2 separate regions of the Homo sapiens genome follow, and region 1 is linked to region 2. Evidence: chromatin contacts called from ENCODE POLR2A ChIA-PET data. All regions are on one chromosome and are shown on one strand. Each heading gives the region's core, a stretch centred on a gene start or an enhancer-like site at or near the end of the contact. The rest is flanking DNA. Distances are from core to core; before and after follow the strand shown. Region 1 overlaps RASAL1 (RAS protein activator like 1). Region 2 overlaps RPH3A (rabphilin 3A).

Region 1 (5,790 bases), core at 1,696-4,195, 330 kb before region 2:
GTTCTATTGGCGTCTCTTATTTTACAAATGGGGAAACTGAGGACCAGAGAGGCAGTCACTTGCCTAAGGTCACCCAGCTGCGATTTGAACTCTGACTACTCCATGCCCAAACCAGACTGGGCAGGCAATGGCTGAGGGGCCTGCTTTCCCAAGACTGAGCTGAGTCAGGGGCCGTGGGAGAGGCCACAAGTCTGGAGAGATCAGGGGTCTGGAAGCAGCCACCCCCTCTTGCCACCGTTGCCCTCCCTGATAGGAGTCTGATAAGGCCCTCATGCGTCAGAGCCCTGCAGCTGACTAGTGCTGAGCTCGGCTCCCAGGAGGGCCTGGAGGTCAGGCTGGGTCTGCAGGAGGGGGTGTGTCTCCCAGCCCTCGGCTAGTGGGATCCCAGCCCATCTGACCCCACATCTGTAGTTGGGGAAACTGAGGGGTGGGAGCCTGCATAAAGGAAGCTTAGGGGTGGAGAACCCAGGGAAGGAAACTGAGACACAGGACATTACCAGCCACAGGAGTCTGAAGGTGAAGCCCAGATGGGGAAACTGAGGCTCCAATGGATTTGGGATGGAGCCAGAAGAGGAAACTGAGGCTTGGGGCACTCCACAGAAGGGGATTCAGATGTAGGATCCACAGAGGATCACGAAGACACTGTCTGTCTAAAGTGTTCAGGGATAGAAGCCAGGTAGGGAAATGGAGGCATTGGAGTGTCCAGCCAGAGGGGGATGAGGGAAGGAGTCCAGAGAGGGAAACCGAGGCACAGGGAAGGGCTCATCCAGCAAGATAGGTTCAGGTTGGAGGCAACTCTTAGCGCCAATGTCCCTCTTTCCTGGCATCCCAGAGGCATTTGTGGATCTATACAAACTGGAGAGACAGAAGGTGGCAGAGATCAAGGGAGTGGTGCTGGGGCATCGAGGGAGAGGGCCATTTGAATAGGTAGAGGGGGCATTGGTTTCAGAACATGAGTGTGAGCCCACAAACCTGGGTCCCAGTCCTATCTCCACTGTTACTCCGTGCTCCAGAGAGAGCACTCCATAAACCCAGTCATTCAGAAATAGCTCTAGAGGGCCAAATGCATGCCAGATGTGGGGGCCAGGGGTGGGGAAGTGGGGGACACAGACTCTCCCCAGGGAGTTCACAGTTTGGAAGTGGCAGGGAGGTGGGGAGACAATACTAAACGCATAGAGAAATAAGGGAGGCCGGCTGTGGTGGCTCACGCCTGTAATCCCAACACTTTGGGAGGCCGAGGCGGGTGGATTACTGGAGGCCAGGAGTTGGAGTCCAGCCTGGCCAGCATGGTGAAACCCTGTCTCTACTAAAAATGCAAAAAATTAGCCAGGTGTGGTGGTGTGTGCCTGTAATCCCAGCTACTCAGGAGGCTGAGGCAGGAGAATCGCTTGAACTTGGGAGGCAGAGATTGCAGTGAACCAAGATCGCGCCACTGCACTCCAGCCTGGGTGATACGGTGAGACTCTGTCTCAAAAAAAAAAAAAAAAAAAAAGAAGAAGAAGAAGAAGAAAGAAGATGATTTTAGGTGGAGGTCATTTTAGATAGGACAGTGGTGGCCAGGGACAGCCTCTCAAGGAGGTGACTTTGGACTGAGACTTGAATGGCAGGAAGGAGCCAGCCATGGCAGTATCAGGGCTAAAGTGTCTTAGGCAAAGGGAACAGCAGGTGCAAAGGCCCTGAGGCTGGCCTGGGGCCTGATGAAAGACAAAGAAGCCCTGTATGATGGGATGGAGGAGGAAGTGAGGGACCTGTTAGACAGCTTGGGATTTGCTGGTGACTGTTATTATGAAGGGGGGATGCAGCTGGCCTGAATTGGCAGATGACTCATAGCTACTTAAGGGGGTGCAGCACATCTTAAGAGATTTCGAGGGTTGATTTTGAAGCCTGGGTTCCCTGGTCTTTGCCTGTAGGGAGGGTCTGCTGAGTCTGTCCCCATGGAGGGCTGAGGAATGGGGAGTCCCCTTCCCAGGGAAGCTCCCATTGAAATGAAAAGCTGGGGACACAGCATTAAAGCCCCTGCAGGGGAGAGCTGGGGGCCAGACCATGATCCGGCCCAGCATTTGAGTTCCTCCAGCCCCCTAGGAGGTGTATGTGAGCATCACACCTGATTTATAGAGCAGAGAAACTGAGGCCCAGAGAGGGAAGGGGACTCTCTGGGATGGCACAGCCAGAGGGTGGTGAAGCCAGGCATTCAAGACCCCCCCACCCCCCCCACACACGCTCTGGGCCTCTGCTTTGGGCTTTTCGAGGCCAGGACTCAGAACCTGCTGGCCTCAGGCCTCCCTGTTCTATTTCTATGGGTGGAAGCCCAGAGTGCACAGATGTGGTGGCCTGGGCAGCTGTGACATCTCCTGCTGGTCCCCTAAGGTTCTACTTCTGAGCTGGACTTGCTGTGTGACCCTGGGCAAGTCCCCTTCTCTGTCTGTGCCTCCGACTCCCCTGCCTGTGTCATGACTGGGACCCTCCACTCATGGCTGCCCTCTCAACCTGCTTCCTCCCTGAACTCCCTCCTTCTGCAGGTCTGGGAGCAGCGACCCCTACTGCCTAGTGAAAGTGGACGACGAGGTGGTGGCCAGGTGAGGGGTGGCGACACGGGGGAGAGGAGGAAGGGAGGGGTCTCTTTCTAGACCTGGGGAATCTGGGACCAAGAATTCACATTTAAAGGAGTGCTTACCCTGAGGGGGACTCGCGGGCCTGCAGGTGGGTGATTTGTGTCCAGCTGGGACTGCCAGCTCCTCTCCCCGACCAGCCCTGCCTTCCCCCTCTGGACCTAATGCTGTCCCTGCTGGCTCCCTGGGGCTGACTCAGCGCTGCCAGCCTGTGCCTCCTACAGTGGCCTCCCTGGGGGCGGGCATCTCACGCTTGGCTGGACTGGTTGGTTCCGGGCCTGCCGGGTGCTGCGGGCACTGGGGATGTCTGTGCGCGTGGGCATGTGCATGTGTGTCTGTGTGTGCACCCGCCCAGCTGGGCCTGCTTGTGAGTTGCAGGGGGTGGGGGATGTTGCGGGGCTAGTGTGAGTGCCTGTGACCACGTGTGTATGTCCTCGTGGCTGTGCAGGGCACAGGCTCACGTGTGTGTACCAGTGTAGGGTGCATGTACATGCACGTGCACATGGCTGCCCTGCACATGCATGTGAACACCAATGCCAGCTGATTTGGTCACAAAGGCACCGGTGTGGACACATGTGAAGGTGTGAGGATGTTTGGGGTGTCAGTGAGTCTCGCAGGGGGATATCAGGCTGCGCCCTGCTTGGCTCCCACCCCCGCAGGCCGAGGGACAGCTCTCAGCCCCTGGAGGCCTGATGGGGGTGGGTGGGCTGGTGGGTGGCTGAGGCCTTGGTTCCTATGGAGACGGCAGGATTCAGGATGCTCCTATTCTGGTCCAGATGGGCTCAGAGCTGGGGGTGGGGAGCCTGCCTGGGGGAGGGGTCAGCTGTAGCTCCCCCCTCCACTGACTCCCCTCCACTGTCCTCCCAGTGCTCATGCTGGCCCCTTGATACATTCCCTGACACCACCCCAAACCCACAGATTGATTTTCTGTGTGACCCCAGGCTGCTGTCTCTCCCTCTCTGGGCTGTAAGAAGCCTTTCAGCTCAGGAGCTGGGGAATGTTCAGAAGACCTTTGGCTGGGAAAAGGTCAGGTTGGGGGAAGAGGGTATTTGGGAGGAAGCACTGGGGGTCCATCTGAGGTTGGTGCCGCTGGGCTGGAGGAAGAAGGCGGGGTGTGTGTGTGTGTGTGCGCGCACGCGCGCATATGTGCACTCTTTCTTAGGGCACAGTGTGGTGAAAGGAGGGAGGAAGGGAGCAACAGGTATGAGAACCAAACTTTGCATCCACAAATGTGGGTGTGTCTTTACCGGGCAAGTAGAATCTGTTCTCTGCTGGGTAAAGGGAAGTACCCCTGCAGGGATGTCAGGGCAGAGATGCTGTGTGTGTGCACCTGTTTCTGGGCTTATCTTGGTCCCCATCCTTCCTGTGCCTTCCTCCTGCTCACTGTGTGCTTCAAAGCCCCGAGTGCTCTGTCCCCTGCTCACCTCCTGTCTCCTGGCCCCTCTCCCTCCCCCATTCCCACCAGGCACCTTCCTATTCCTTCAGCTCACGAAACTCATTCCTGCTACAGGGCCTTTGCCCATGCTGTTCCAGCCTTCTGGAATACTTGTCCTTGTCCTCATTGTCTCTCCCCACTTTGCCTGACTAGCTCCTACAGGAAGCCTTCCCTAATCCCCTCCGACCCTACCCCCACGACCCAACCAGGGGCGATTGAGCTAACCCCAATCCCAGGACTTCTCCCACCATGTCCTAATTGCTGGGAGAGAGCGCCTGCTTGTGGAAGGGGGGTCTGTGGGGTAAGCAGCCCTGACACCTGTTCCTCTGATCCCTGGAGCCCAGCACAGGCTGGGCCCATAGTCCAAGTGAATGTTTATGGAGTAAACGAATGAACAAATGAATGAATGGAATTGTGTGTGTGTGTGTGTGTGTGTGTGTGTGTCAGTGACTGTGTGTTTGTATGACTGTGTGTGTGTCTCTATGTGTACCTGCCTTGTATCATTGTAAGTGTGTGAGAGTGTGTCTCTGGATCTCTGAGTGTGTCTCTGTGTTCCCGACATATGTCTATTTTCATATGTTTTCATATGTGTCTGTTTTCTATGTGTCTATCTGCATGTGTCTGGTGTCTGGATTTCCAAACACAAAGGTACATGTTTTTAGGACTTTCTGAGGGTGCATATGTGTATCTGCTTATGTGTAAATGTGTCTCTGTCTCTGGCCTCCTTGGTGTATCTGTGAGCAACTCTGTCTCAGTGTGAATCCGTGTGTGTGTATCTGCACATATGTTTCTGTTGGTTGCTATGCATGTCTGTTGGTCTCTGTGTATCTGGGACCTTAGATGTGTATTGGGGCCCTGTATGTGGGTGTGTAGGATCATGTGTGTGTTTTGTGTATGTGCCTCTGTGTGTGTGTGTGTGTGTGTGTTGAGATCTCTGGTGTATGTCTGATACTCTGGGTATGTGAGTGTTGGGGTCTGTGTGTGTTTCTATGCCTGGATTCATACATGCTCCAGTGTCCCTGGGTGAGTACATATCTAGGATCTTGGAGTGGCTGTCCTTGGGTGTGTGTGTGTGTCTGGGCCTCTAACTGGGTTCATGTGGGGGGTCTCTGAGTGTGTGTGTGTCTGGATTCCCGTGTGTGTGTGTGTGTGTGTGTGTGTGTGTGTGTGTCTGGGTCTCCAGGTGTCTGCCTCCTGTGTGGCCCGAGGACCCCAGCCCCCTGCACCTCCTTTTGCAGGACAGCTACTGTCTGGAGGAGCCTGGGCCCCTTCTGGGGGGAGGAGTACACGGTGCACCTGCCTCTGGATTTCCACCAGCTGGCCTTCTACGTGCTGGATGAGGACACTGTCGGGTTTGTGGTTGGGGAAAGTGGAATGTGTGGGTTAGGGACCCAAGCCTGGGCACCTGAGGGGAGAGGGGATGTGGGTCCACAGCCCACGAGGGTGTGCCCTCCCACCCAGACCTTGACACCTGCCCCCACTTCTCTTGGGGCGGGGCAAAGGGGCCCCTGACTCAGACCTTCACGTGCCCGCCTTCCTGCAGGCACGACGACATCATCGGCAAGATCTCGCTGAGCAGGGAGGCGATTACAGCCGACCCCCGAGGTGGGCGAGGGACATGGGCAGAGGGAGGAGGGGGCCATGCCCAGGGTGGGCATTTGCAGGGGCATAGCACATGGCACGGTGAAGCACAGAGCCTTCAGTGGAAACTTATTTCTCTTGTTGCTTTTGTCTTTACTTTTTGTT
Region 2 (5,277 bases), core at 1,437-3,936:
GGCCTAGCTAGCTCCAGGAACAACAGGTTCAGATCAGATCAGAGAGGAAGCTGCAGACACCAGAAGCTCACGTCTTCCATCACATCCAGCAGCCTTTCCCGCAGCCCCTGGAGAAAGGCTTGGCCAGACACCCCAGCTTGCCACTTCACAGGGTGTCATCCCCTTTGCCAAGTTACGATATCCTGCTTCATGCTGATAGATTAATCCAGCCACTATTCATGGGAGAGAAAAGAAAAAAAAACAAAAAACCCACGCTGCTGCCTTTTCTTCCGGGGAGAGGGGAACCGTGCATTTTAGCTAGCGTGGAACGGGCATTTGCAGAGCTCCCTGAACGGCCTTGACTCTGCACACACTGCTGGGTTCTTGTCTCTTAACCCATTGGCCCTTGGTTACAGCCAAGGCCCCTCTCCATGTCCCCAGGATCACAACTGCTGCACCATTGCCAGGAATAGTTCCAGTCCCACTGGAGTGGACCCTGATTGCTCTGGCCTTCTCCCCTTATGTCTGATCCATCAGTAAAGCCCGTCTGCACTCCCGCAGAATTCACCCCAAATGTCACCACCTTCTTCTCTGCTACCACCTGGTCCCTGCCCCATCACAGCTCCCCTCACTGGTCCCCTGGCTTCCATCCCACCTCCTGCACTCCCCTCTCCACTCAGAGACCAAAACAATCATTACTAACATTGTAAATTAGGTCACATCACTCTAGCATAAAACGCTCCCTGCAAAATAAAATCGAACCCAGACTCCTTGGCTACCCTGGGAGGTCCTGTCTAACCAGATCTGGAGGTCCTGATCTGAACCTGTTGTTCCTGTCTCCCTTTGTCCCCATCACGTGACCCTCACCCCACTCACACCAGCCGACTGTCTGTCCCTTGGGGCCACCACAGTTGTCTCTGCTTTTGCACTTACTGCCCCCACTTCCCAGGTGTGGCTCATCCCTCCCTTCACCATCTACTCATGGCTATTTCCTCCTAGAAACTCAGCCTCCACTGGCTGCTGTTTTTATAAGTTAGTCTCGCCCCTCCCTCCCCCAACCCATCACTTGTCATTCTCCATCGAGTCTTCCTATCTCCTTCCTTCATGGCACTTCACGCGGTCTGGAGTTTTCTTGTTTATGTGTTTACTTGTTTATTGGTTTTGCCACCCACTGGGCTGTCGGCTTCAGGGGGCAGGGAACTCCGGCTCCCTCACTGCTGAGTCTGCAGTGCCTAGAACAGTGTACAAGACTTGTCTGGAAAGGAGGGAATGGGGGAATGAGTCTAGAGCAGGGGTTCTCACAGTGTGGTCCCTGGGCCAGCAGCATCAACACTGCCTGGGAACTCGTTTGATGTGCAAATTCTTAGGCTCCATCCTAGTCCCACTGAATCACAAACTCCGTGTTTTAACAACTCCTGCAAGGGGTTCTGATGCAGGCTCAAGTTTGAGAAGCTTGGGCATTGAACCATCTGCAATCTCTACCCTATATCCCCCGGGTGACCAATGAGCGAATAACTAGCTGGGTGATCAGTCTTGTCAGGGACAGGGGTTAGGGAAGGTGAAGGGAGTAAGTCTCCTGCCCATGACTGACCTCTGAGCTCTGAGGGAAAGGCCTTTGTGTGTCTAGATAGTCCATGCCGGAGCCATGCAGAGAATGCCAAGCCTGGGAGGGCTTCAGAACCACTGTGTGCCACCAGAGCAGAAAGGCAGGCAACTCACCCAGAAAGCTGAATCTTTGGCTTTTTGAAAATTCTACAAAATTCCAAGCATTTGGCTTGGAGGTAAGATGACCAACTCATCACAGTTTGCCCAGTACTCTTTCCATTCTTTTTTGTTGTTGTTTTGTTTTGTTTTAGACACAGGGTCTCACCCTGTCACCGAGGCTGTAGTACAGTGGCACAACCACAGCTCACAGTAGCCTCAGCCTCCTGGGCTCAAGTGATCCTCCTGCCTCAGCCTCCCAAGTAGCTGGGACTACAGGTGTGTGCCACCATGCCCAGCTAATTGTTTAACTTTTTTATAGAGACAGGAGTCTCACATGTTGCCCAGGCTGGTCTCAAACTCCTGGCTCCAAGCGATCTTCCTGCCCTGGCTTCCCAAAGTGCAGGGATTTACAAGTGCGAGCCATCATCCCTGGTCTGCCTCTCAGTTTTAACACAAAGTCCTATATCCCAGGACCCCCTTCAGCTCCAAGCAAAGCTGAATGGTTGGTGACCCTACTTGGAGCCCTCATCACCTGGAGTCTCATGAATTCACAAATGCATTCCCTTTACAAGTAATTTCTGTGTGTCTTAAAGATGAGATGAGGAAGGCAGAGGAGTTAGGAGAGGAGGAAGACGGAGAGAGAGAGAGAAAAGGAAAGGAAGAGAGGCCAGGGGCAGAGGAGAGAGAAAGGGAGAGAGGGAAAGATGGGGAGAAAAGAGAGACTGCAAGGAGAAAGCAGGGAATTATTTAAGGGGTGGGAAAAGTAAGGAGACAGGGGCAGGGAAAAAGGAGAGAGAGGGGGAGAGATAAAGACAGAGACTTAGGGGCTTAGCACCACAGTGACAGAGGAAAAACACAGGAAGGCAGAGACGGAAAGGGGAAAGGGGGCAGGGAGGAAGATGTGCAATGGAGCGGACCACACAGATGCCATTTGGCAGCACCTTGCATGAAAAGCCTCCCAACGAACTTCGAGAAACCATCTCTCTTCTCTGCAGCCCCAGAATGCCGCCCCGCCATCAATGGCTGGCACCAAAACCTGCTTACATAATATGTTCTCTGCTGAAAGCTGCTTCCATTCACAAGTCACCACTCGTCATTGTGTAGGTGCATTAAAAAGGAAGAAAAGGAAAAGAAAGAGAGGAAAAAGAAAGAAAAATGCAGCTGAATGAACTCACTCAGATTATATTGAGAGATGAGAAGATATTTCCCCCCCTCGCTCTCTAAATAAATCCTTCATGAACCAAACATCATTATGATGCTGTCAGATGAGTTTCCTCTTGTTGATTAATTGCAGGGGGTGGTAAAAAACCCAGCTTCCTGAGGCATGTTATCTTGCTCACTGGATGGATTACTAAACCAGAGTCTGACAGAGCTCCATTACAAAGAGATTTAAGCGTGTGTTATATCATTAAAACCAATGACAGCAAGACAATTACTTCGAGGAAACCACAGTGACATTGCATACAGCAGCCTGGGCCCTCAGCACTGCTGCCTTCCCTCTTTTCCTGGCCCAAATGGGGAGCAGAGTTGGGCTAAGAAGAATCACTTTTGGCTGGGTGCAGTGGCTCACGGCTGGAATCCCAGCACTTCGGTAGGCCGAGGCAGGAGGATAGCTTGAGCCCAGGAGTTTGAGACCAGCCTGAGCAACATAGAGAGATCTCCATTTCACAAAAAATTAAACAATTAGCCCAGCATGGTCGTGTCTGTACTTCCAGCTACTTGGCAGGCTGAGACAAGAGGATCGCTTGAGCCCAGGAGTTCAAGGCTGCAGTGAGCTATGATCATCACGCCACTGCACTCCAGCCTGGGTGACAGAGCAAGATCCTATCAAAAAAAAAAAAATTTTTTTTTTCATTCACTCTCAAAGCCACCGCCTGCAAATCCCAAAGACCTAGCCTGGCTGGACAGCTGATTATTAAGGCCTTGCCACAAATCTACCTGAGAAACTGAGTCCTGGGGTCCTGCCTAGCAAAAAGTGACTCCTTGGAATTGTCTGAGGTTAGCAGGGAATGGGAGCGACATGCTAAATCCAGGTCACACTCCTGTGGGATTCAGTAGCAGAAAGGAAATCAGATGACTCCGGGCATCAAGAGCTTTTTACCCCCCAACAGAATGTAAATCCAGCAACATCCACCTTTCTCTGTTCTTTGCCCCTCTTTTGCCTACAAGCCTAGTAATGCAGCCCCCTCCCCCTGCTCCAAGAAACCAAGCCTGCTTCACTTTTAGGAAAGGCTCTTATAGCTTCTCATTAAAGTGTGAATGACTAATAAGGCTGGATGCATTAACTCGCTCCAAAGCATCTGCTCTTTAACCAAGAGCAGAGCCTTAAGAAAAAGAATGAAACTTGAATGATGGAAATTTCAGGTATCAGTGAACTGAATATCTTTGGGTGACTCGGGGAGCCCTCTTTGTACCACAGCCCCCCACCAAAGATCACATTATGTAGGTAGCCACTTACTTTATCTAAGTCCCAAAAAGGATCGTGTCTTTTTTTTTGAGACAGAGTCTTACCCTAGGCTGGAGTGCAGTGGTGTGATCTCGACTCACTGTAACCTCTATCTCCCGGGTTCAAGTAATTCTCCTGCCTTAGCCACCCAAATAGCTGGGGTTGCAGGCACACACCACCACACCAAGCTAATTTTTGTATTTTTAGTAGAGACTGGGATTTACCATGTTGACCAGGCTGGTCTTGAACTCCTGACCTCAAGTAATCCACCCACCTTGGCCTCCCAAAGGGCTGGGATTACAGGCATGAACCACCCCACCGGGCCAGGACTGTGTCTTTATTGCCATTTTATTCCCAATGCCCATCATGGTGCCAGGCATACTGTAGGTAGTCAATAAATGTGCAATGCATGATAAATAGCAATGGCAGGAAGAGAGAGAGGCCTGTCCTTTGCCTGTAGCAAATCTGAGGCAGGAGCCAAGTCCTTTCAAACCTTTCACCAACGACTGACTCATCATAATCAATACTAACTGAGCACCTACTGTATGCAGGCCTCTGGCTGGACCACAGGCCCCAAACTGACATGTTCGCTAGTAAATCAGTTGAGCTTCATTCATTCATTCACTCAGTAAGTCATTGCTGAGCACCTGCTGGGTGCTGACCCGGACACCAGAAATGAAGATATCACAGCCTTGGCCCTTAAGGATCTCACCCTGTAGCACCTGAGGACTCCTACAAAGAAGTGCCATAGGCATTTCCCAGGGAAGGGAAGGAAGGCTCAGGTTTCCTAGAGAAAATACACGGCTCAGAGCTTATAGCCTGGGATGATTCAGCAAAAACCTCCCAGGGACTTGAAGGAACAAAAGACTGAGTGGTCACCAGTGCTTCTCCTCCTAGAATTCTTCTCTGGGGCCTACCCCCCAGGCTCATGACTCCCCTGCTAGTTGCTTAGAGCCTCACAAGCCAAACAGAGAGGGAGTCATTTTGCCCATTTCACAGATGAAGAAACTGAGTTATGGGGACCTGCAGCAACTGGGGAACTGCAGTGGGGAACAAGAGGGGCTGGCAGCTCCTGTCTCCAAGCTTTGTCCTCCCTCTTGTGAGTCATACAGCTACACAACTAGCCCAAAGAACTCACCTTCCTCTAC

What was found. ChIA-PET counts read pairs that join two places held with the same protein, here RNA polymerase II (POLR2A).
Region 1: POLR2A ChIA-PET joins it to region 2 with 11 read pairs in HEK293T. The contact joins two enhancer-like sites. POLR2A ChIA-PET finds 5 or more read pairs at or near these places in 2 of 52 experiments (HEK293T and activated T-cell).

What each region holds. Positions count from the first base shown.
Region 1 is chr12:113,127,671-113,133,460 of GRCh38, reverse strand. It overlaps RASAL1 (RAS protein activator like 1), which reads left to right. Exons shown (of 21, transcript NM_001301202.2): 2 at 2,520-2,576; 3 at 5,283-5,396; 4 at 5,588-5,649. Among named protein-coding and RNA genes, the nearest start is that of RASAL1, 5.2 kb to the left of the region's middle. Within about 2 kb of position 2,945, at least 4 of the 41 ENCODE cell types and tissues checked have a DNase peak (open chromatin) inside an H3K27ac peak, as active enhancers do.
Region 2 is chr12:112,795,945-112,801,221 of GRCh38, reverse strand. The region is part of intron 2 of RPH3A (rabphilin 3A); the gene reads right to left. Among named protein-coding and RNA genes, the nearest start is that of RPH3A, 6.8 kb to the right of the region's middle. Within about 2 kb of position 2,686, at least 2 of the 41 ENCODE cell types and tissues checked have a DNase peak (open chromatin) inside an H3K27ac peak, as active enhancers do.